Regions from separate parts of the Homo sapiens genome. Here regions 1, 2 and 3 are each linked to region 4. A link is a loop called in an ENCODE intact Hi-C map of the cell type or tissue named here. Cell type or tissue: ovary. All regions are shown on one strand. Each heading gives the region's core, and the rest is flanking DNA. Links, peaks and the distances in the headings are about the cores only. Region 1 has its middle 140 kb from the start of CLINT1. Region 2 overlaps EBF1 (EBF transcription factor 1). Region 3 has its middle 90 kb from the start of CLINT1. Region 4 overlaps CLINT1 (clathrin interactor 1).

Evidence for each region. A loop is a pair of places that touch in the nucleus more often than their neighbours do. Peaks named below come from ENCODE experiments on the same cell type or tissue, not always from the same donor. Only the 100,000 strongest peaks of a DNase experiment are listed, where the experiment ranks them.
Region 1: a loop joins it to region 4, with 4 times the contacts of the local background. A loop is called at or near these places in 82 of 110 quality-filtered maps.
Region 2: a loop joins it to region 4, with 2.7 times the contacts of the local background. A loop is called at or near these places in 8 of 110 quality-filtered maps.
Region 3: a loop joins it to region 4, with 2.6 times the contacts of the local background. A loop is called at or near these places in 73 of 110 quality-filtered maps.

What each region holds. Positions count from the first base shown.
Region 1 is chr5:157,992,164-157,998,361 of GRCh38, reverse strand. No RefSeq gene overlaps it. Among named protein-coding and RNA genes, the nearest start is that of CLINT1, 140 kb to the right of the region's middle. In ovary, for the core only: a CTCF peak has its summit at 3,284 (motif pointing right); a DNase peak (open chromatin) is centred at 3,291.
Region 2 is chr5:158,698,343-158,704,540 of GRCh38, reverse strand. EBF1 (EBF transcription factor 1) reads left to right here. Exons shown (of 16, transcript NM_024007.5): 16 at 5,399-6,198. The coding sequence ends at 5,430. Among named protein-coding and RNA genes, the nearest start is that of LINC02227, 290 kb to the right of the region's middle. RefSeq lists an enhancer at 6,116-6,198. In ovary, for the core only: no CTCF peak of the experiment used is centred there; a DNase peak (open chromatin) is centred at 2,902; H3K27ac peaks cover 402 bases.
Region 3 is chr5:157,946,441-157,952,638 of GRCh38, reverse strand. No RefSeq gene overlaps it. Among named protein-coding and RNA genes, the nearest start is that of CLINT1, 90 kb to the right of the region's middle. RefSeq lists an enhancer at 3,544-3,838. In ovary, for the core only: a CTCF peak has its summit at 3,697 (motif pointing right); a DNase peak (open chromatin) is centred at 3,648.
Region 4 is chr5:157,818,209-157,824,406 of GRCh38, reverse strand. The region is part of intron 1 of CLINT1 (clathrin interactor 1); the gene reads left to right. Among named protein-coding and RNA genes, the nearest start is that of CLINT1, 38 kb to the left of the region's middle. In ovary, for the core only: a CTCF peak has its summit at 3,565; no DNase peak of the experiment used is centred there; H3K27ac peaks cover 1,081 bases.

The sequences.
Region 1 (6,198 bases), core at 717-5,716, 170 kb before region 4:
GAAGCCGTGCCTGCAATCTGAGCCTGGATAGCAAGGCCGCCACAAAGGAACCCAAGTCAGTAGTCCCCTTGCTGGTCCTCTCCTTTCTGGGCCTCTCAGGTGCTGTAGACAGTAAAGTTCATTGTTTCACTCAAAACAGGGGTTCGTTAAACTCTCCTGCCTACTTTTGTATGTAAAACATGAGTCATGAAGCACTGTATTAGTCTGTTCTCACACTGCCATGACGAAATATCTGAGACCGGGTAATTTATAAAGGAAGAAGGTTTGATTGACTCACAGTTCCACATTGCTGGGGAAGCCTCGGGAAACTTACAGTCATGGCGGAGGGCAAAGGAGAAGCTGGAACCTTCCTCACTGGGCGGCAGGACAGAGTGAATGCAAGCAGGGGAAACGCCAGACGCTTATAAAACCATCAGATCTCCTAAGAACTCACTCACTATCACGAGAACAGCATAGGGGAACCGCCCCCAAGATTCAATTACCTCCACCTGCTCCCAACCTTGACAGGTGGAGATTATGGGGATTACAATTCAAGATGAGATTTCGGTAGGGACACAAAGCCTAACCATGTCAACTGCCATAAATAAAATGATTGTTTTGTAAAATGTGGATGTGCTCATATGTGTGTTAGTGACATGTATGTGCACATGTCTGGGTATATGCATATGATCACGTGCGTGATTGTATATGTGTGCACTTGTGTGTATGTGAGCAAGAGTGCACATCTGTACAAAAGAATATTTACCAAAGGGTTCGAAGTGCCTTTTTCTCAGCAAGGTGGGGTCGGATAGTGGTGAAGAGCACAGGTTTTAGAGTCAGATTGCCTGAGTTCGAATTCAAGCTCTTACAAATCTTAGGTGGAGCTGGACTTTCATCTTAGGAAATTTACTCAACCCCTTTGTGCCTCAACTTCCCCACCTGTAAAATATGAATGATAGTAGAAACTACTTCCTTGGGGTATTAGTAAAGTATGAATGTGTTTAGAACAGTGTTTTGTGCTGTTTTCACTATTATTTTTAGAATGTAACGTCGTGGATAATTTTAATGTCTTCTTTACCCCTTTCATTATTGTCTGAACTTTTTTTTACCGTGACTTTATAATCTGAAAACAAGAGCTTTTTAAAAAATTTTAGCAAACTAGGGAAAGATGAAGGAAGAAAGGAAGGGAGAAGGGAAAGAAAAGATTTGTTCTCTTGGGCTAATTTCATTTCCTCTACAGCTGAACTGTATGCCTTCATTGGATCATTTTAATTGCTATTATTTGAAGAAGACTTGAGGAGATATTTTTCCCAGAACATGAACATTTCTTTATAATGCAAATAGTTTTTCCGTAATTTCCCCGAATTATAGGAAATTCGGGGATCGGAAATTTCTTTTTTTTCTCTTAAGATGGAGTCTCACTCTGTCCCCCAGGCTGGAGTGCAGTGGCGTGATCTCGACTCACTGCAACCTCTACCTCCTGGGTTCAAGCAATTCTTCTCCCTCAGCCTCCTGAATAGCTGGGATTATAGGCGCACACCACCACACCCAGCTAATTTTTGTATCTTTAGTAGAGACGGGGTTTTACCATGTTGGCCAGGCTGGTCTTTAACTCCTGACCTCAAGTGATCTGCCCGCCTTGGCCTCCCGAAGTGCTGAGATTACAGGCGTGAGCCACCATGCCCAGCCATGATTGGAAATTTCTTAAAAGCAGGGTGATCACGACTGCACATCAAGACAATGGTAATATTTTTTCTTTTCCTATTTTTTATTTTGATAATTTTTAAATACATAGAAATTGAAAGAATAGTACAATGAATACCTCTATAGCCACCACTTAATTTCAATAATGGTTAACATTTTGCTGTATTTGTACTCTGTCTCTTAACACACATATACATATACATGAAGTAAAGAGGCCTTAGCCATGCAGCCTACTGTCAGATGGTCCAAAAATTAACGATTTTATGTCTACATGCACATATATCTGTAAACACATACAGATATATATACACAAACATTGCACATGAGGGAGCATGATAAGATTTTTAAAAATAGTGAATTTAAACAAAGAGTATTTGGGTATTCTCCAAACTATACTTGCAATTTTTTTGCAAGCTTGAAATTACTTCAAAGTAAATAATTCCAAAATAAGTCTATAGAGACAGGAAGGTAGTAGGAGTAGAAATGAAACAAGATGGCTCATCAGATCATTATTGAATCTGAGTGATGGGTGCATGGGGTTGTAGTGAGTGCTAAAAGCTCTTAAACTTTCACATTGTGGTTGTGTCATTGATATACACATACAGATAATACTTTTTTTTCCTGAACCAACTAAGTTGCGGCAGATATCATCCAACTTTGCCCATAAACCCTTCAGCATGACTAGCTAAAGAATAAGCACATTCCCCTAGATGGCTACAATAGTATTAGAGAATGTAAGTTACCTTCTCACATCAGTAAACATTGCCATGCAACTATTTATTCATTCCACAAGTATTTATTGAAGACTTACTCAACTAGACAGTGAGCTAGACTGATGAGCAAAACAAATATGGTTTCTGCCTTTATGGAATGAGAGAGACCAACATTTAGAAACAGAAAAACAGATCACTATATAGTGACAAATGTGGATTCTGCCATAGAGTGCCATTGTGTATCTACCTCAAACTTACTTTTGATCAGTACCACTACTAATAGTGATGGCTAGCACTGATTGACATAGCAATTAGGAGATTTCCAGTTGCAAGCAACAGAAACCTAACTGAAACCAGCTTAAGAGAAAAAGTTATTTATTGGCTCAGTCTAAGCCCAAACCGAAGCAGGAGCTTAAATGATGGTTCCCATCACATCTCCAGACCCCACCTTCCTCCTCAGTATTGATTTAAATTCTCAGGAAGCCTCCCTTCGTGTGGCCAAAGAGATGGAGACTGGCAGTCCAAGTATAAAAGGACATTATAACTCCAAATCCCAGGTAAAAAGATGCTCTGTCTCCTAAGGTCCCTGTACCAATGCTTAGGGAAGACCTGACTTGCCCAGACTGGGTCATGTGCCCTTTCTGAGCCAATCCCTGAGGCCAAGAGGTGTTGGATGGTCAAAAGTCATTGGGCCATCCCATGGCAGTGTCTGAAATCCTGTCCCTCCAAAGGTCCTGAAAATCTGAAGAGGACCTGAGGTGCTGGAGGCCTTCATAATACATCGCATACTCCCAGCCAAATGGAAGAAGGAGGCAAGGACTTCCACATTCCCACTTGGTCTATGTCTTAACAGGCCGATTCCACCAGAGGTCAGGGCAGAGCACGACATGGAACGGCCCTGGGGCTGGCTCTTCAACTCCAAATCAGCAGCTCTCACCAGCGGTCCCTGAAAACACCAGGAGCTGCAAGCCGCCAGAAAGAAAACCTGGGTGCAGCACGGAACTGCTGTCTGCTTCAGAACTGGCTCTCAAAAGGCACAGGTCTAAACAGGCAGGATGAGGAAAGTGATTTTGAAAACACTGTATTTTGTAGCTGCAAATCGTACAAAGTGGGCCCCCGAATCGTACAAAGTTATATACAAAATGTACCAACACAGAAGCCACCAGAAAAACAGGATTCTCATCTCTGCTTCCACCTGTCTCTCTACATGGACCTTCTACCACCCTTCTGCCTGCTCATTCAGACTCAACCGCACTGATTGCCTTTCTGCTCCTGGAACATGTCCAGCTTATTCCCACCTCGGAGCCTTTGCACTTGCAGTATCCCCTGCGTGGAAAGTCCTCTTTCTACACCTCTACCTATCGGGCTCCTTTCTCCCAATGTTAGCGCCCCACCTAAAGTAATGCCCCACCCAGTAGGACTAACACATCACCCTGTTTATTTCCTTCATATCATTTATCACCCTCTTAGATTTCCCACAACCCACAACAAAGCACAACAAACTCAGAGACTTGGTTTTGTGGTTTCCCCAGCCCCTAGAACTGTGCCTCCTCAGAGAGTTTAATAAGGGCTCAGTAAACATTTGTTGAATGAACAAACAAATGAATAACCCCCAATTTTCCACATCTAAAATGCGATGGTTAGATTATATGATGTTAATAATGGCTAATATGTACTGAATGTGTATTGCGGGTTGGGCACATTGTTGAGGGCTGTGGGTAGCACTGTAGATTATTTACTTTATATTATTTCAGCCATAACAAGACCTCAAATATTCTCAGGACCTCAAACATTTAAAGTGATGTTTCTGATGCCAAAATTCCTCTCTTAGCAATTTATTTCTTTGGCTTAATTTGGAATCTTTCAAAATACCTTTTATTGCAAGAACAGGAATCATAAAGTCATCTCTCATCCCAAGTGAGTTAGAAGTTTATAACAATAGATGACACATTTCTCTTTGTTAAAGTATTCCAGCCAATAATTAAAGAAGGGATGATAGATTTATTAATTTGCCTTTTTTTTTTTTTTTTTTTTTTTTTTTTTGGAGATGGAGTCTTGCTCTGTCGCCCAGGCTAGAGTGCAGTGGCACGATCTCGGTTCACTGCAAGCTCTGCCTCTTGGGGTCAAGCAATTCTCCTGCCTCAACCTCCCAAGTAGCTGGGACTACAGGCGCATGCCTCCATGCCCAGCTAATTTTTGTATTCTTAGTAGAGATAGGGTTTCACCGTGTTGCCCAGGCTGGTCTCAAACTCCTGACCTCAGGCAATCTGCCCGCCTCGGCCTCCCAAAGTGCTAGGATTACAGGCATGAGCCACAGCACCTGGCCTTATTTTGCTATTTGTATTAGTCAGGGTTCTCCAGAGAAACAAAGCAAATAGGATATATGTAGATCTATAGAAAGAGATTTATTATGAGGGATTAGCTCACATGATTATGAAGGCTGAGAAGTTCTATAAATTGCCATCTGCAAACTGGAGGCCCAGGGAAGCAAGCAGTATAGTTCTAGTTCAAGCCTGAAGGCCTGGGAGCCAGAAAGCCAATGGTATAAGCTCCAGTCTGAGTGCCAAGGTCCAAAAACAGGAAGTAGGAGATCTGATGGTGAAAATCCCTGCCTGAGTTTAAAGGCTTAAGAACAAGGAGCTCCAATGTCGCAGAGCAAGAGCACTGGATGTCCCAAATCAAGCAGATAGATTGAATTCACAATTCCCCTGCCTTTTTGTTCTATTCAGGCCCTCACCGGATAGGATATTGCCCACCCACATGAGGGAGGGGGATCTTCTTTACTCAGTGCTATGGTCTGAATGTGACAACCCCTCCAAAATCCAGGGGTTGTCAAGGTAATAGTATTAAAAGACGGGCCTCTAACAGGTGATTACACCACGAGGGCTGCTCTCATGTGAAAGAAATAAAGGCCCTTATGAAAAAAGGCTTTTTATGGCATTTGTCTAGGTCTTTAGCTTGCTCGTTAGCTTTTTTGCCATGCAAGGACACAGCATTCCACCTGTCTAGAGGACGCAGCCTCACCAAACATCCTCAACTGCCAGAGCCTTGGTCTTCAACTTTCCATCCTCCAGAACTATGAGAAATAAATGTCTGTTCTTTATAAATTACCCAGTCTCAGGTATTTTGGCCAGGTGCGACAGCCTCTGCCTGGGATTACATCCCAGCACTTTGGGAGGCCAAGGTGGGAGGATTGCTTGAGCCCTGGAGTTCGAGACCAGCCTGGGCAATGTAATGAGACCCCCCCCTGCCGCCATCTCTATTAAAAAAAAAAAAAAAATAGGCCAGGTGCGGTGGCTCACACCTGTAATCCCAGCACTTTGGGAGGCCAAGGCAGGCAATCCCTTGAGGTCAGGAGTTCAAGACCAGCCTGGCCAACATGGTGAAACCCCATCTCTACTAAAAATACAAAAATTAGTCCAGCATGGTGGCACGCAACTGTAATCCCAGCTACTTGGGAGGCTGAGGCAGGAGAATCACTTGAACCAGGGAGGTGAGGCGTAGGTTGTGGTGAGCTCAGATCGCACCATTGCACTCCAGCTTGAGCAACAAGAGCAAAACTCTCTCTCAAAAACAAATAAATAAATAAATAAATACAAAAATAAAAATAAAAAATTACCCAGTCTCAGGTATTTTGTTGTAGCAGCACAAACAGACTAAAACACTCAATCTACTAGTTCAAATGCTAATCTCTTCCAGAAATGCTCACACAGATACATGCAGAAATAATATGTACCAGCTATTGGGGCATCCCTTAGCCCAGTCAAGGTGGCACCTAAAATTAACCATCATGTTACCGATC
Region 2 (6,198 bases), core at 500-5,499, 880 kb before region 4:
CACCTACTTCATTGGGACCCACCTAGTTCAGAATTGTGATCATTAAGACAGGTTAAGTGACTAGGAAGACTTGGTTAAGCAAATTGCCCATGTCAACAAGATTAGAGGTGCCACATTTAGGCCATTTAAGTGTTTTCAAGGCCTATTTACCTCCAACTACCACTCTGTTAACTGTGCATGGTTCTGTTTTTTAAAGCCGACTCCTAAAAGACCTCTTCCCCAGCAGCACTCCCTTAGTCTCCTCCGGTTACTACACGCATATTTATTCCCCAAGAACTAAGCACGGCCATGTCACATGGTGGTGATAATGGTGAACACAGCCACTGACTAGGAGGGCTTATTCCCAGCCTGGCTCCCAACCACCCTTAAGGTAGCTTGTCTGTTGTCCCTGTTATACAGATGCAGAAACTGAGACTGAAGCTAAGGTGGCTTGTCCCCATTTACACAACTAGCAAACAAGGAAGCCTGGGCTTTAAGCCCAGACAGATTGACTGGACTATGTTAAGCCCCTATGCTATATTACATTTCTATATTCAAGTCACTAGGTTAGGCACAAGAGGGCTACAAAATCCTGCCCTCAAAATCTTTCCCTGTATTAGGGGAGACATGACACCAAAGTAAATAAGGAAGATCTGTCTGGGAAAGGCTGGGCACCCAGCTGTGGAAGTACAGAGGAAGGAAAGATGAAGGAGAATTCAGAACAGGCTCAAGGAGGAACAAGTGGGATTCAGGGCCAGGGAGATGGGGGCAAGGGGCACTTTCAGCAGAAAGACTGAGGACAACCTTAGCCAAGAAGCAGAGACAGACATGTCCTGGATAACATGCGGTGACCAGTAGGATTCACAGATTCTATCATGATTCCAGCTGGCTTTGTCTCCCAGGTAGATAAAACGTTTGAAAAGTTACCATATATCTGAGGGTTTTTTTTTTTTTTTTTTGAAAAAGCAACTCTAGTCTCAACTTCTGGAGCCTCACAAAATGTCCTGTTAAAAAATAAAAATATGGTAGTCAAAAACATTTAGAATGTGGTGCTCCCTGGATCACTATCTTGGAGATCCACAATTAAAGTCTCTGGGGCATCCTGCAGTTAAATAAAAATGACTATTTCATTTAGTTTGGCAAACTTGTTTGCCTACAGAGTCCTTTTCTGCATGTTAAGAACACTTAATGTCATATGAAAAACTTTGGAAAATGCAACTATATTTTGGATTTAAAGAGAAAAATGCAGAGATACCTCTTTCTATTCTTATGCAGGTGAAGTAATTGATAAATCCTGGTCCCAGACTACCTAACTGTGTCTGTTTTCCAGAGCCAAAGACTTGAGTCACCAACTATGCTCAGTCTTTGTCCATGGAGATGTCCTCTCCTTTCTCCTGAAGCTTATGCTGCTTAGAGCTTGGGTTTCAGGCAATTTAGGCCTCAGAGGACTTCATTTATTCAAGACAGAGGCATCCCCAAGAAGGCTGTTACATGCCATTGGAACCCCCGCTGATGTAGTGATTCTAAACCTTAGCCATGTCCTGGACAGTCTACGCATGAAAAATTAAAAACAAAAAGGCCAGAGTAATTTCACAAAAGTAGTATCCATATACTGATGTTTTTTCTTTTCCACCTTGCTGAAGCTCAGGCTGGCTCTTCTCAACCCTAGATATCATGCAGCCCAGGACCAAATCCTATGGAATCGTCATTTTTTCCATGCACATATTCAGTCGGTGCAAGATTTACCCACTCACTTACCCCCCTGTTCCTGATTAGCTCATAATTCTTTTTTTTTTTTTTTTTTTTTTTTTTTTTTTTGAGAAGGAGTCTCCCTCTGTAGCCCAGGCTGGAGTGCAGTGGCGCGATCTCGGCTCACTGCAAGCTCTGCCTCCCAGGTTCATGCCATTCTCCTGCCTCAGCCTCCTGAGTGATTAGCTCATAATTCTTACACATGTGGTGGTTTGGGTACGACCACATTCCACCCTCTCACTCCAAACCCTCCCAGCTCTGCAGAACTTTGTTTTGTCTTTGTTTTTATCAAAAATATGGAAACGGTAATGAAAAATGCATTGCCTCTCAAAGCAATAGTTTTCTGAGCTTCTGTCAGAGAACATGATCATCCAGCTGCTGGGGAAAATGGCAGAGCCACCATGGTCTTGTGATGTCTTGGCACATGGTGCTGAGAGGGTGGTGTCCTCATGGGAATCTTTATGCACTCCACTTGGGCAAGTTAGCATGCCAATGGCATTGCTGGAACATTCCAAGCTCCAGACACCCATCCCTCTCACCCACATAATCTTCAGATTGCAGCACAGATATAAGAAAAACAACTCCTAAAACTCAAGATCTTCAGGCAGTTTTGCAGTGGAGTTTCTCTATTAAAAGGGCCTCTTTGGAGGTATCTAGGCTCAGAGGCCACAGGCAGGGATCTTTTCCCATAATTTACTCAACCGCAAGGGTTCTGCCCTTGGAGTTTAGGAAGTCATGATTGGGATTTAGAGAACAGTAATGCTTTGATATTACATGCAAAATTCTGGGTGTAGGCAACATGGGCCTTAGAATGTTCCAGAAATGCTGTGGCATGCTGTCTTGCCCAAGTAGGGTACATGAAGATTCCCCATGAGGATACTCAGCACTGTGTGCCAAGACATCACAACCTCTTTTGAAGAGAGGTTCCATAGCTCCCATTAGACTCTCAGAGAAGTCTGTCGGCTGATGAAGGCGAGGTAGGAAAGTAGGAGTGGGCCAAACCCACCCCCTAGACCCATATATTTGTTTTTAATTTCAATTTTGTGCTATCATGTATAAACTTGGCTATTTCTTTTTTTAAAAAAACAAAGTCTAAATCTCTAGCTTCTCTTGAAACATTTGAGAAGATCAGTGGCTGTGAGCAGGCATTCCTGCCCAGTGGCATTTGGTGGGAGCTGAGTCACTGCCCAGGCATGCCCTTGGCATCATCACCTCCATCCTCACTTACGCACCCAGGGGATTCACTCACTGCTGTTCGCAGCCTGGGCTCTTGGGATGCTGGAGTTTGCAGCCCCAATGGTCCAAAATAAAAAGCGCTGTTAACTATGAACTGGTACATCAGTTAGCTTTGCTTTAGAACTTTTAATGTGGCCCTAAGTGGAGGCTTAATCTAGTTGATCTAACACACTATTTGGGTACCAAAAGCCTGCTTAGATTTTTTTTTTTTTTTTAATTCTGGCCATTCAAATGGGATGTTTTCACAGACCAGCTAATAAATGTTGGCTGGACCCACCAACCAAATTAGCTTTTTCCTTTGCTTTGAATCATATTGATACTGCCTGAGTTGTGTGACTATACTATAGGGAACTGCTCTTTAATGCCAGGCACGCAGAATAGATTTTGGTGGAAAGCGAAAGTAGACTTGCACCTTTTGCCACAGGCTTAAAACTCCCGCTGTCTTTAATAAAGGTGCCTGGACCCACCTCCAGCCCAGATGAAAAGATCCTTGGGGAGGCAGAGCCATGCTGGGCTGTCACACAGCAAAGACTCCCCTGCGCCTCCTTGCCTTTGGAGTGATAGCATCTCGAATTCTCCAGTTAAGGCTTGGATTGAAATACTGAGCTCCTGGTTTCAGTCAAACCTAGGGCTCACTTGAATCTTAGGGGGACTGCATTTCCAACTGATCTCAAGTCTTTGGGGGTTTAAGTTGGTCTGCGTTTGGCAAAAGACAACTTCCTGTTTCTAAGAAAAAAAGGCTTATGAGGGCTTACAGAAAGGACTCCAGGAGCTTTTGGGCTGCAAAAAGGCTCTTGCAAAACAACATTTGGATGATTTACGTGTAAATGAATCAGAAACATGTGGATTGAATTTCCTTGTGAATACAGATGGGTTTAAAAATTAACGGAAAAAGTGTTTGGCAAAATACTTTTTGGGTTTCATTTTAATTGAATCTAAAATACCAGGGGTGGGGGTGGGGAAGCCGGAGGAACGTGGGGGTCTTGGGGCTAAGAGCCCAGGGTGGCCTCCCTGTGTCCACTTGCAGGATTTGTGGTACTGGGGTTCGCTTTTTTTTTTTTTTTTAAAGGCACATTCTTCCAGAATAGTAAACTAAGAGGGCCACTTCCTAGACACAGTCATCACTGACAAGAACACTAATTAATTTACGTTTAGATTTGCCATAAAAAGAAAGCAATGACTCTCTCTGCCTGACAAGACACTTAACCGTGATTGGGAGCCAAAGACGGCTGCCCCTTGCTTGTAATGTCAGCATCTCTCTCACTTTGACATGTTTCAAAGGTGCCACCCTGTTTTAATTTTCTTAGTTATCCTTTTATTCTTCCCAGCAATCACACAAAGTGTGCCACATGGGATGGTGCCTATTTGACATAAGAGCAAATACACCTCAGAAAAGTTAAGCAATTAACACAAGGTCACACAGCTAGTTTAGTAGCAGAAGTGATGGGTTAAAAATCCCAGCAGCTAACGTCTATCAGGTCCTCACTAGGAGCTGAACCCAGGCTAAGCACTTTGCATGTGTCATTTTATTCACCTCTCCAATAACCCTAAGTGTTGCTGTGATTCTAGCTACAGAAGCTGAGCTTCACAGCAGAAAAGCCAGAGGTGGGACTCAGGCCTATCTGATTCTGTGTTCTCTAAATACCACTATCTGCGACCTCCTAGCTTTGAATGCTTTCAACAATTTTTGGTTACCTCAAACAGGCTTCTTTTTTCCCAGGATCTCACTCCAGCTTCCCCAGGCTACAGTTTTCTAGGAAATATGGTCAGATCATTCCCGAAACGTTGAGTGAAGCCGTGATATGGAAGACATTCTGCAGTTTCATGCAAACCTGTCTTCTCCTCCCAGCTATGCTTTCTCCCAACTTTATGTTCCCAGTGAACAAGGCCTGCTGTAGCTGGCATTTCCTTCTCCCAGCTTAAGGACCTAAGCAAAGGCACTCAAGATTTCTGCTCTGTGGCTTAGTTTTTGTGCTAATACAGAGGATAGGGAATGCCAAGTTTTTTGTAGAAACTGCTTGCAGTTTGGATGGACCACTTCTTTATATTTTGGGTGTGAAGGGGAGGGAAAAAAGAGTGACAAAGTGAAAATTCTCACTATTTTGCAAGGTTCGAAGCTGCAACTTTCCCAGTGGTATTCAAACTATGCAACTTTCCAGTTATGCCTTAAAATTGAAATCAGATTTGGAGAGATGTTTAGGATATTTTGTTCTGTTAAAGACACATACCCATGCTGATTTATTATAATTTTTAATAAAGCACATGTATATTTTATAACGAAAATTCATTCCAGAGAAGATGAGAGCAAATTTGTGGCTAATAGTCGAACAACATAGTTGTGTGTGGGTGTTTTTTTTTTTTTAGTCTTCATTATTTTTCTCAGTGAGAAGTTTGAACGCAAAGAAACCATTGACTTCTGTCTTTTCTTTCATAGCGATATCTGGCATGATTGTTCCTCCTATGTGAAAGAATTGCCTTGAAGAATTGTATTAATGAAGAGGTTGGATTCTGCTACAGAGAGTAATCTGATACAAGTCCCAGAGTGGAACTTTTAACTCAGGCCTTTTTAAGAGGAATCACAATAACTGCAGATTTTTAAACAAACAAAATCACCGACCTTGCAAATACTGAAATTGGAAGAGGGATCTGCAAGTGCAGGGTGTTGGTTAAAGTTGTACCTCCCAAGTATTTGGGGGATATATTTATTCTGTATTGACAAAAGCAAATCCACTTTTTCTTTTTCTTTTTTTTTTTTAAGCTTAATTCTGCAATCATTTGTCTTTTATAAACCGTAAAGCTCTATACAAGGGACACTATAAATAAGACTCCATGTTTTAATTTATGATGTTTTTAAAGCTGTGTAAAGGAAGAATGAAGTGGTGATATTTACAAAAAAGTAAAAAAAAAAAAAAAGAAAAAAAGGAAAAAAAAAAAAGCTTGTATGGGACAGAATAGGAATGCCAGTTAGATTTTTTAGAAAAACTAAGGGTCGGCTTTTGCGCCTTAAAGCATATCAAATGGTAGTTAGCTCAGACAGTGCATTTTCAATATCTAACTTAACATGCCACCCCTTAGCAGTGCAAGCTTATTTATCTCTTTTGTATTGTTGTCTTAAGCAACTGTGTAAATAAATGCAGCCTGGAAAGTTAAAACGCGATGTAAGTGATCACATTTTTCCCTCTACTCGAAAATCCAGTGCCTCTAGACAGATTGTTAAAACTGCATATTTAAATC
Region 3 (6,198 bases), core at 824-5,823, 130 kb before region 4:
TTGTTTTATTTTTTATAAAGCTTTTTGTTCTGATTATAAAAATAATACATGATTCACAATGAGGTGCCACTACATACCCATGAGAAAGCTACATTTTTTTTAAAAAGACTGACACCATCAGGGATTAGTGTGGATGTGGAGCAACTGGAATTTGCTTACCTCATTGGTGACAGTATAAAAGGGTACAACCACTTCGGAAAAGGTTTGGCAGTCTCTCACAAAACTTAACATACCCCTATGCTAGAAATTCCAGAAATGCCACTGCTAGATATTTATCCAAGAGAAATAAAAACATACATCCACAAAAAGACATGTATAAGACTATTGATAATTAACAGCTTTGTTATAAAGCCAAAAACTGGAAATAGCTCAGGTGTCCATCAATAGGAGAAAGGGAATACAAACAGTGGTACATTCTTACCACCTTCGGCAATAGAAAGGACCAAATAATTTGTACACACAACAGCATGGGCAAATCTCAGAAACATTACGTTGAGTAAAAGAAGCCTTACAGAAAAACTACACACTGAAGTTTACATGAAGTTCTATAATAGGAAAAACTAATCTATGCTGAAAACAATTAGGACATAGCTACTCTTGGCACACTGCCTATGGGTTAGCCCCACGCTGAGAGGAGAGGAGAGGAGAAGAGAAGGGAGGGGAGGGGAGGGGAGGGGAGAGGAGAGGAGGGGAGGGGAGGGAAAGGGAAGGGGAAGTGAAGAAAAGGAGCTTGGATTGCACAGGTGAATGCATTTGTCAGAACCCATGAAATGGCCCATAAAATTTGTGTGTTTCATCATAAGTAAATCTTACCTCAAAAGAAAGAAAGTAAACCAATATTGAATTTTAACAACGTGCATGATGAAGTATTTAGGGAAAACTACATGATGTCTACAACCTACTCTGAAATACATCAAAAAATAAGATGGAGAAAGAGAGGAATGGATAGACAGGTAATAAAGCAAGTGTCATAGAATGTTAATTGTATAATCTACGTAGTAGGTATATGGGTATTTGCTGTAAAATTCTTTTTTTTTTTTTTTTTGAGATGGAGTTTCGCTCTTGTTGCCCAAGCTGGGGTGCAATGGCACAATGTTGGCTCACTGCAACCTCCACCTCCCTGGTTCAAGCAATTCTGCCTTAGCCTCCCGAGTAGCTGGGATTACAGGCATGCCTCACCAGGCCCGGCTATTCTTTTGTGTTTTTAGTAGAAACGGGGTTTCTCCATGTTAGCCAGCTGGTCTTGAACGCCTGATTTCAGGTAATCCGCCCACCTTGGCCTCCCAAAGTGCTAGGATTACAGGCGTGAGCCACAGCACCTCGCCTTGCTGTAAAATTCTTTCAAATGTTCTGTATGTTTGAAAATTGTCCTAAAATGTGAGGGGGGGAAAGTGTTTTTTTAAGGTAGAAAATAGGGAAATCTTTAAAAGCTCAAAGAAAATAAGACTCTCCCAAAACCTAACAAAAACTGCCCAATAATAAAAACTTAACATTTTAATGACTTGCTTTCATCCCTTTTTCTATATTTATGAATGTGGAGGGAAGTTTTTTTTTTTTTTATTTGAGACAGAGTCTTACTCTGTAGCCCAGGCTGGAGTGCAGTGATGTGATCTCAGCCCACTGCAAGCTACGCCTCCCGGGTTCACGCCATTCTCCTGCCTCAGCCTCCCAAGTAGCTGGGACTACAGGTTCTTGCCACCATGCCCGGCTAATTTTTTGTATTTTTAGTAGAGAGGGTTTTCACCGTGTTAGCCTGGTTGGTTTCAATCTCCTGACCTCATGATCCTCCCACCTCGGCCTCCCAAAGTGCTGGAATTACAGGCATGAGCCACCGCGCCCGGCCTTGTTTTATTTTTTGAGATGGAGATGGAGTCTCACTCTGGTAACCAGAATGGAGTACAGTGGCAAAATCTCGGCTCACTTCAACCTCTACCTCCCAGGTTCAAGTGATCCTCCTGCTCAGCCTCCCGAGTAGCTGGGCTTACAGGTGCCCACCACCTGCCCAGCTAATCTTTGTATTTTTAATAGAGACCAGGTTTTGCCATGTTGGCCAGGCTGGTCTCAAACTCCTGACCTCAAGTATCTGTCCGCCTTGGCCCCCCCAAAGTGATGGGATTACAGCCACCGTGCCCAGCCAAATTTGAGTGTTTTATAAAATTAGTATCAAACAGATCAATATCACCATTTTATGAAGTGGCATTTTAACCACGGCATTTTCCCAATTCATTAAATATTCTTCAAGTATATTGTGCTATAATTTACTTCAATATATTTTGGCTATTTTAGGATTTTTCTACACTGTAAATAACACTTTGATGACCGTCCATGCACAGATAAATATGCATTTTACCTAAGGACATGAAGCTACCTAATGCCTTTACCAAAAGAAAATACTTTTCACGACAGTATCGCATTGGCCGGGCATGGTGGCTCACACCTGTAATGCCAGCACTTTGGTTTGAGGGTTTAACAAGACAGCACATGGGAAGAGCCTAGCACCGTATCTGGCACATAGCTAACTCTCAATACCTGGTAGCTACCATTGTTTCACCCAGCCAAGGTACTTGTGCACTGTGACAGCTAGTTGAGGATATCTCTGGCAAAGGAACTATTCAGGGAGACACAGCAAGAACCATCGACATAAGAAGAACTATGTCTAATTTGACATAATATCACCACTACTTACACAGTTTCAGTCATGTAAGAGGTGCTCAATAAAAGTAAGCTGAATAAATGAGTGAAGGAATGAATATATAAATGAGAGAGTGGCCACCTGGCTTTAATTCATTTAGGCATGAAGCCAGCCTCAACCTCCCTTGTAAGTTTTTCTTGCCTCTGTCCCTCTAGAAGCAGCTGAACACATCTCTCCTTGGTTAGCAGAAATTGTATGATACATCTCAACTGGGAACCAGGAGTTCAAAGTCCAGCTCTATCTCTAAATAGCTGTGTGTCTTTGGACCAAACATTGATAACACCATCCCCATTAGTTAATTAGACTATTAAAATAGTTTCTGAGGAAGAAAAGGGACAGAGCGTGTCATTATGGCCCTTGTTCAGATGAGGAAACTGAGGCCCAGGGAAGTGAAATAATTTGTTCAAATTCCCTCCTCTAGACCAAACACGGTGGCTCACGCCTGTAATCCCAGCATTTTGGGAGATCGAGGAGAGGGGACTGCTTGAGCTCGCAAGTTCGAGACCAGCCAGGGCAACAAGGCAAGCATCCCCCCCGACTCCTATCTCCCTCACCCCCATCTCTACCCAAAAAAATTAAAAATTAGCAGAGCAGGGTGGCAGGCGCCTGTGTAGTCCCAGCTACTCGGAAAGCTGAGGTGGGAGGATCGCTTGGAGCCCAGGATTTGGAGGCTGCAGTGAGCTGTGATCACACCACTGCTCTCGTGACAGAGCAACACCCTGTATCAAAACAAAACAAACCAAAATAAAACAAAACAAATTCTCTCCTCCAGACCAGGAGGCAGTCAGGTAGATTTCCCCCACATGTCATCCAGCTTTAAGGATCTTATTGCAAGATTTCTTCCAATCACTTCCAGGTTGCAAACGGGTTTCCCCATAGCAGCATTTTTCACACTACTTTCTTCTGGGCTCGCTCTCCTCCCTGCTCGCTTCCCCAAAGCCCGCTCAGCTAGACTGAGCTAGGGATTTTTGACAGCAGAGGGGGCTGCTGAGACACACTGAGTTTTCTCCAAATAAGGAAGAGCATTGTGCCTGCGGGCTGAGAGGCAGTTTGATGATCATTCCATGGTGAGTTCTGCAAAGACTCTTAGGTCGCAGTAGTACAAAATATAATCCAGGAGGAACATGTGCTCGAGTCCTAGCTCTGCCAATAATAACATGTCACCCCAGGAAAGTCCCATCCTTGAAATGTAAAAATGTTTTAGCTCAGGAGTTCTCAAACCTGGCCGCACATCAGAAACCCCTGGGCTACTTACTAAAAATACAAAATCCGGGGCCTCCGTCCCAGATCTATTAAACTAGAATCCCCAGGGTGGGAACCTGGAAATCTGTAATTTTATAATTTAAGATCGCAGAAGTTTCTAATGAACAGATATGTTTGGGAAACACTTAACTAGATAAACTCAAAGGTTCTTTTTCTCTCTTTTTTTTTTTTTTTTTTTTTTGGGACGGAGTCTCACTCTGTCGCCCAGGCTGGAGTGCAGTGGTGCAACCTCCGCTCACTGCAATCTCCCCCTTCCGGGTTCAAGCGATTCTCCTGCCTCAGTCTCCCAAGTAGCTGGGATTACAGACGTGCACCACCACACCTGGCTAATTTTTTTATTTTTAATAGAGACGGGATTTCGCCAGGTTGGCCACGCTGACCTCAAGTGATCCGCCTGCCTCGGCCTCCCAAAGTGCTGGGATTACAGGCATGAGCCACCCGTGCCCGGCAAAAGGTTCTTTTTTTTTTTTTTCATTCTAAGATTGAAAACTCAAACTCTGTAGACCTCTCTCCCATTCCCATAAAATACTACTGCTTTTGTTTCTGGTTTGTTGGTAGTGACTGCCTGGGGAACTGTCTTAAGTAGGATTTGAAGGCAGTGCTGTCCTGTAGAAATACAACTTGAGCCACGAATGCAAGCCACATATAGAATTTTACATTTTCTAGTAATCACTTTTTTGAAAGTGAAATAAATATATAAAATTAATCTTAATAACATTTGGTTTAACCCAGTATATCCAAACTATTATCATTTCAAGTTGTAATCAATACAAAAAATTATTAATGAGATATTTTACATTCTTTTCTTGTGTGCCAGGTCTTCATAATCTGGTATGTATTTTACCTGTGTAGCATACCTGAATTTGGACTAACCACATTTCAAATGCTCAGTAGCTACATGTGACCTGTGGTTACCATATTAGCACTGTTAAGCAATATTGATAGGACAGGGCAATCATCAATTAGCAGTGGCCATGATAAGCAGAGAATTGGAGTGAAGGTACTTGTGCCATATAGTTGTCATCAGCAATGCCAAATAACCTAATTTCTAGTTCTCTACAGATCAGGCAAAAAGAAAAAACTCAGAGGTAACTCAGCCTCGGACTCGTTATACATTGGGGGTGGGGCAGGGGGAACACAGGAAATTCACACAAGGAGTATTAGGAACACCGCAACTGAATATGACATACTTAAAATAAGTAAAACCAAGATTTAGCCAGAACTAGCAGTAGTAGGCTCAAGCATGGCACTTGAGAATATATATTGTATTCATTCTACGAAAATAATCTTCCTGGCCAGCCGTGGTGACTCATGCCTATAATCCCGGAACTTTGGGAAGCCGAGGTGGGAGGATCACTCGAGACCAGGAGTCTGAGAACGGCCTGGGTGACATGGAGAAACCCTCTCTCTACAAAAAATACAAAAATTAGCCAGGCATGGTGGTACATGCTCTAGTCCCAACTACTAAGAAGGCTGAGGTAGGAGGATTGCCCTCAGGTTGATCCAAAGCCCAGCAGTCTGAGGCTGCAGTGAGCCGTGATCATCATGCCACTGCACTCCAGCCTGGGAGACAGAGTGAGATCCTATCTCAGACAAAAAAAGGAAGGAGGTTGGTGTGTGGTGGCTCACGCCTGTAATCCCAGAAATTTGGGAGGCCGAGGCAGGGGGATCACCTGAGGTCACGAGTTCAAGACCAGCCTGGCCAACATAGTGAAACCCCGTCTCTACTAAAAATACAAAAATTAGACGGGCATAGTCGCGCATGCCTGTAATCCCAGCTACTCAGGAGGCTGAGGCAGGAGAATCGCTTGAACCCAGGAGACAGAGGTTGCACTGAGTCGAGATGGTGCCACTAAACTCCAGCCTGGGTGAAAGAGTAACACTCCGTCTCAAAAAAAAAAGGAGAAAAAAAAAAGAAAATAGATGGGCACAGTGGCTCACACCTGTGATCTCAACACTTTCAAAGGCTGAAGCGGACAAATCACTTAAGGTCAAGAATTCAAGATCAGCCTGGCCAACATGGCAAAACACAGTCTCTAAAAAGAAAATAGGCCAGACACGGTGGCTCACGCCTGTAATCCCAGTACTTTGGGAGGCCAAGGAGGGTGGATCACCTGTCAGGAGTTCGAGACCAGCCTGGCCAACATGATGAAACCTGTCTCTACTAAAAATACAAAAATTACCTGGGTGTGATGGCGGGTACCTGTAATCCCAGCTACTAGGAAGGCTGAGGCAGGAGAATC
Region 4 (6,198 bases), core at 771-5,770:
ACAATGAAAGTAATCTACCTGTTGAATTTAGGAATAGTAGGCTTCTTGGCCGTTGACAGTACATTTGATACTGTTCACAGGACTGTAATGAAATATAACTTGATATTAAAATACGAGTATTGAACCTATAAAATGTTCAACTTGCAAACAAGGGTAATGTGGTGGAGGCTATCCCCTGATAAAAAATGAATATCACAAGGTTCATTATCTAGCTTCTAGAGTTATTCTTAAAACTATTTATCTAATGTTATGGATGGAAACATAAAAAGAAAGACCAAATGTTTCTGGTTTAAGACTTTTGTTACCTGAGGAAACTGTCTTCTGCAGCAGTGGTCTCTAACCTTTTTGGCACCAGGGATCAGTTTTGTGGAAGACAATTTTTGCACAGACCAGGGGTTGGGGAGGATAGTTTCCGGATGAAACTGTTCCATCTCAGACCATCAGGCATTAGATTCTCATAAGGAGTACACAGCCTAGGTCCCTCACATGCACAGTTCACAACAGGGTTCACGCTCCTAAGGCCACCACTGATCTGACAGGAGGCAGAGCTCAGGCAGTGACGCTCGCTCGCCACTGCTCATGTCCTGCCATGCAGCCCCATTCCCAACAGGCCGGTCCGCAACTCCGGGGGTTGGGTACCCCTATTCTACAATGTTAATTTTATGGGTGTTTTATGTTAAAAAAATTATTAAGAAGATTTATACTTAATAAGAGCATTTAATTTATAAAAGTATCTTTTCTGAAACCTTTGTGGCATTGAGGATAAAAGGTGACTTTTAAATACAGATTTTGATGTCAAGAATTATTCATCCCTAACAGTTTTAAAAAATCATATTAATTCCAAAATTGGGTACTTAAATTGTTCTCTGTGGTTTTGCATACATAGCACTTGGTGTACATATTTTAGTCTGTATGTATATATTTTAGTTACTGTTTGCTGCACTTATTAACCTGATAAAACAAGATATTGGAAGTACAGATAATATTCATGTGGTCTACCATGATGTTTACTTGCCTATAAATAGTTAAAATGTAGCTAATGATGATACAGTACTTATATTTTTAATGGCCTTTAGTAGTTTAACCTTGGTTACAATATAATACTTTGAAAAAATTTGGAAAATACAGGAGAGTATTAATATAAAGAAAAACATTATTTAAAACTGTTGCTTGGAACTAAGTTATGTTTATTTCTGTCTCCAGATGTTTCTGTCTTTTAAATTATCTTAGTATGGGTGTGTGTATGCATGCGTACGTCAGAACACATTTAGAGGTCTCAAATAAAAGATTGCCTGATCTCAGGATGAGTGAAATCTTGACAATAAGCTTAAAACAAAGAGAAACCATATAAAAAATATAGATTCATTTGACTTCAGTTTTTTTTTAAAGGAATAAAATTTAAAAGGCAAACTGGGAAAAATACTTCTCAATCTGTTTCACTTTACTCCTTATTCCTTTGTTAGCAGTTAGTACCACATTATACCTATACTTTACCTTTTCTCTTGGTGTATAGTTTTGTTTTAGCAAAGCATATTCTTGAACTTTTAAGAGGAAAAAATACCAACAAGGACTGCTCAAGTTTTTTCTTGTTAATTATTTTACTGATGATTCTTAATGTAGATAAGAAGTATTGACTGCCTGTAAGTAAAAGCCTCATTTTAGCTTTTAATCAATTCTACCTCTAAAAACTGGACTGAAACTTACCAAGTAAAATAATTTGATATTATCTGAATGTCAAGTAGTCAAATAAGCAGAAAATGGAGAATAAAGAGGAGGGCTACGATGAACACTAATAATTTACAAACTGAATAGTTGACCCTTGACTAACTGAATACTGGCTGTGTTTACATAGCTCTAGAAGCATGTGTTAGTCCATTTTCATGCTGCTGATAAAGGCATACCCAAGACTGGGAAGAAAAAGAGGTTTAATTGGACACAGTTCCACATGGCTGGGGAGGCCCCAGAATCATGGCGGGAGGTGAAAGGCACTTTTTACATGGCAGCAGCAAGGGAAAATGAGGAAGAGGCAAAAGCAGAAACCCCTGATAAGACCATGAGATCTTGGGAGGGATAGCATTACATATGCCTCATGTAAATGACGAGTTAACGGTTGCAGCATACAAACATGGCACATGTATACACCTGCACGTTGTGCACATGTACCCTAGAACTTAAAGTATAAAAAAAAAAAAAAGACCATCAAATCTTGTGAGACTTACTCACTACCACTAGAACAGTATGAGGGAAACCGCCCTCATGATTCAAATTATCTCCCAACAGGTCCCTCCCACAACACGTGGGAATTATGAGAGTACAATTCAAGATGAGATTTGGGTGGGGACACAGCCAAACCATATCAAAGCATGTGTGCAAAACTTGAGGATGGTAACTTCTCGCAGTTGGCACTAAAGATCTAGTGAGTCAGTGTTGCTGAGTTGTGCAGAGTGAAGTTGCTGGAGTGTTCTGAGAAGCAAATGTGAAAATGAGTAAAAGCACTTTGGAAACAACAAACAGTTTCATAAACAATAATGATTGTGTCTATGGATTTTATTCTTGTATTCTTCATTCTTTGGTGATTCCTTCCATCTTTCATTCCCTCTCTTAACTTTCTTTTTGGCCTAATATTAGAGTCCGTTAAGATTTGGTATTGTTAGCCAGTTATACTGCTGAACTACCCAGTAGTTGTAACTGTTACATTTAAACAGTGTGATCCTAGTAATTACCTATCTTTATCAGGACAGAGAAACCTACTCTTCAAGTCACTCATTTTCAAGACTCTTGTTTTAAGCAAAGAGAAAGTTAATATGTTGAGTAAGCCTAGATAGAACACATGTGAGAAGGGCTCATTTTGTACTTTCTGGTGACTATTAGATTGTTCTGAAAATTACAGATACTATTTAAACTAGTGAAGAAATGTAAAAATTACAGCAACATTTTTTTTCCTGGTTTATGTTCTCTTGTGAAACAGCAGCATTTCTTAAAGTTATTTTTCTTCTTTTACTTTCCCTCCATTATTACATCTCATGTCTGTTTATGTTTGCAGAAATTAAATACAGATAAAAATCTGGAAATAAAAGGTAGTTATTGATGGTGACAGCAGAAATGTTAAAAATCATTAGATATTTTGTGGGTCAAGTTTTCTTTTGGTATTACTGTCAGACTGGTTTAAAATAATATACAGAAAATTTTTTTGGTGTTATCAAAGTATTCTTGGTTACCTTTAAGTGTTATAATGATAATTACATGAAAGGAAATGTAAGTAGAAAAGCCTGTATCCAAAGACTTTGAGCCTTCAACAGAAGGTCATAATAATGGTTGCCGGTACTTTAAAAAAAACAACAACTAAGTGTAAAGAGATAATTTTTTAAAATTTCAAGTTAGGAATCTCAATTTAGGATTGGTGAAAGTCCGTAAGTCACTTGTTTGACTGTAGTGTTAGTTTAAATGGTATGAAATTTATTGGGGAGGGGCGGTGTCTTTTTCTGTAATTTTGTTTGCAGATCAAATTCTAGACCTTTGTCTGGATTGTTGTGTGTGTGTTTAAGAAACCGTTGAGAGTGCCCCCTCTAGCGTCTGTGATATATTCTTAAAACATTTGTGTCAGAAGTTTTCAGAATTAAACTAGCCATTTTTTTCCTTTCAAATCTGGACATAATTTTTATTTTTATTTTTAACACGGAGGGATTGTTTTCTTTTTTAAAAAAGGTCACTGGAATTATGGGTAGGGCATAGATTGAGGGCAGTAGAAAACATGAGAAAGGAAGGATTAAAATGCCATTTCTACCTTTTTAGAAATAGTTATTTTTAAATGACCTGGAATAAGGCCAAACCATACAGTGTTGTTTTTAGTTTACATTTGTTTCTGAATTAGTTGAAGCTTAAAATACTTTGTCTTGGAATTCTTTATGCCATCAAATCTCATCTTGAGGGGGTTCTTTGCAGTTTCTGAAAGCAACAGCTTCATTGGAAAATAGCTTTTTTTGGGGGAGGGGAGTGGGAGACAGGGTCTTGTTCTCTGTAGCCTCAACCTCCTGGGCTTATGCAGTCCTCCCACCTCAGCGTCCTGAGAAGCTGGGACCACAGGTACACGCTACCACGCCCAGCAAATTTTTGTATTTTTTGTAGTGATGGAGTTTTGCCATGTTGGCCAGGCTGGTATCGAACTTCTAGGCTCAAGCAATCCACCTGCCTCATCCTCCCAAAGTGCTGGGGATTACAGATAGGAGCCACTGCACCTGGCCTGGAAAATAACTTCTAATAGATCTGGTTTCTTTGTGTAAGCGTTCTGTTATTTTTTTGTTTTATGTTTGCCATATCCTCCTGTGGATATACTTAATAACTATATTGTAAGTATGTTCTGATGGCTCCCATTGTTTTTCAACCAAAGAAATGAGGAGATTCTTAGATTATTGGCTCTCTGCCACCTCTCCCTCTAAACACAGCACTCACACAGGCCTTCAGCTAAGAATCTTGTGAAGGGTTACGGAAACAGAACCTTTCTTATTTGACCCATGGGCCTTTGTCGCTTGAACAAGGAAAGCAGTGTTCTGAAATCTACAGCATTTATGAAGGCTCTGGTAAAAATATTTCATGTACATGGACTGGAGATTAACTTCTTTCATCTTGTTCTCCAACAAATTAAACAATGCAAAGAGATTTCAAGTGCATTCTTGGTAATGAAATGCTTGGGTGAATTATAATCCTAATTGCTATTGTTCATTTTCACAGCTGCATTTTGACACTTTTAACTGCCTAAGCCACGCATTCTTCAGCCACCAGGATAAACAAAAGCATTCTGAAATTCATCATTTTGTGGCATCTTAAATTGTGAATCTGTTATTGGCTGCCTTAGTTTTATTTTGGTTCCATGGTTGATAAAATTAGGAGGAAAATTGTTCTTCTACATTTATACATAAAACTGTTGCAATAGAAGCATTACTGGATTTTAACGAAAATGTATTCCTTAGTGGTCTTAACATTTTTAAGGGGGGGTGGGCAGTGGAGATTGTGGATTTATTTTAGTCCTGGGGAAGGAATTTATATTTATTTTGTCACATTAATTGATATCTTAGGAGGCAGCTTTCTCCAAGATTTGAAAGAAAATAATAGGATTTTGCTTTTCTTCCATAGTAGAACAGTGTTCTGAATTTAAATCTGAAAGCCAGATTGATTCAGTTTTTTGGCAAGTCACACTTAAATGCATAATTGTTCCTTTAAAATTTGACCCAAACCTGTTTGTTGGTTTGTTCTTTAAACATGAAGAAATTGAAGTGTTTGTAATAAATTTGAAATTTATATTTAAGAGATTTGAGTGCCAATTTCAACCAAACCTTCCTTATTTTAAAAATAGAAGTTTTTGATGACTGAAAAACCATATAGCAAAAGTGGGGTATATGCATGTAATAGTTAACCAAATTCTGATTTTTCACTATTTCTAAGACTTAATGCTAAGTGGAAGAATTGAATTACCATATTCACAGACACCTGTTATAACAATTATTTGGTAATAATTGGAGCTTTCGATGTCAAATGAATACTACTATAGGATGTCACATTTTTGCAGTCTTTATTCTCAAAATGTCTTTGAATTCTTAAATTCATATAAGCATGAGAAATTCCATTTTAACCAAATATTTTGCCATCTCATGTCTTAATCTGATTTTTTCCGAAGTGAATTCTTTCATATAAAAATATTACATAATGTTTTGAAATACTCCTAATAGATGGTTATTTTATATATATTTCCTTTTGTTTTTTGGAGACAGGGTCTTGCTGTATTGCCCAGGCTGGGGTACAGTTGGGCGGTCATGGCTCCCTGAAGCCTTGACCTACTGGAATCAAACAATCTTCCCACCTCAGCCTCCCTAGTAGCTGGGACTACAGGTGCATGCCAACATGTCTGGCTAATTTTTAATTTTTTTTTTTTTTTTTTTTTTTTTAGAGACCAGGTCTCACTGTGTTGCCCAGGCTGGTGTTGGTTATTATATTTGATAGTAATAATAGCTAACATATATTGAGTACTTTCTATATGTCAGACACTGTGCTAAATAAACACCATTTGCTGTGCTAGCCTTTGAGGTAGTATTCTTATTTATTGGTTGAGGAAACTGAGATTAAGATAATTAAAATAATTTTGTCAAAGGTCACATAGTAAGTGATTGGAATCAGATCTTTCTGACTCCTGAGGCCCACGTTCTT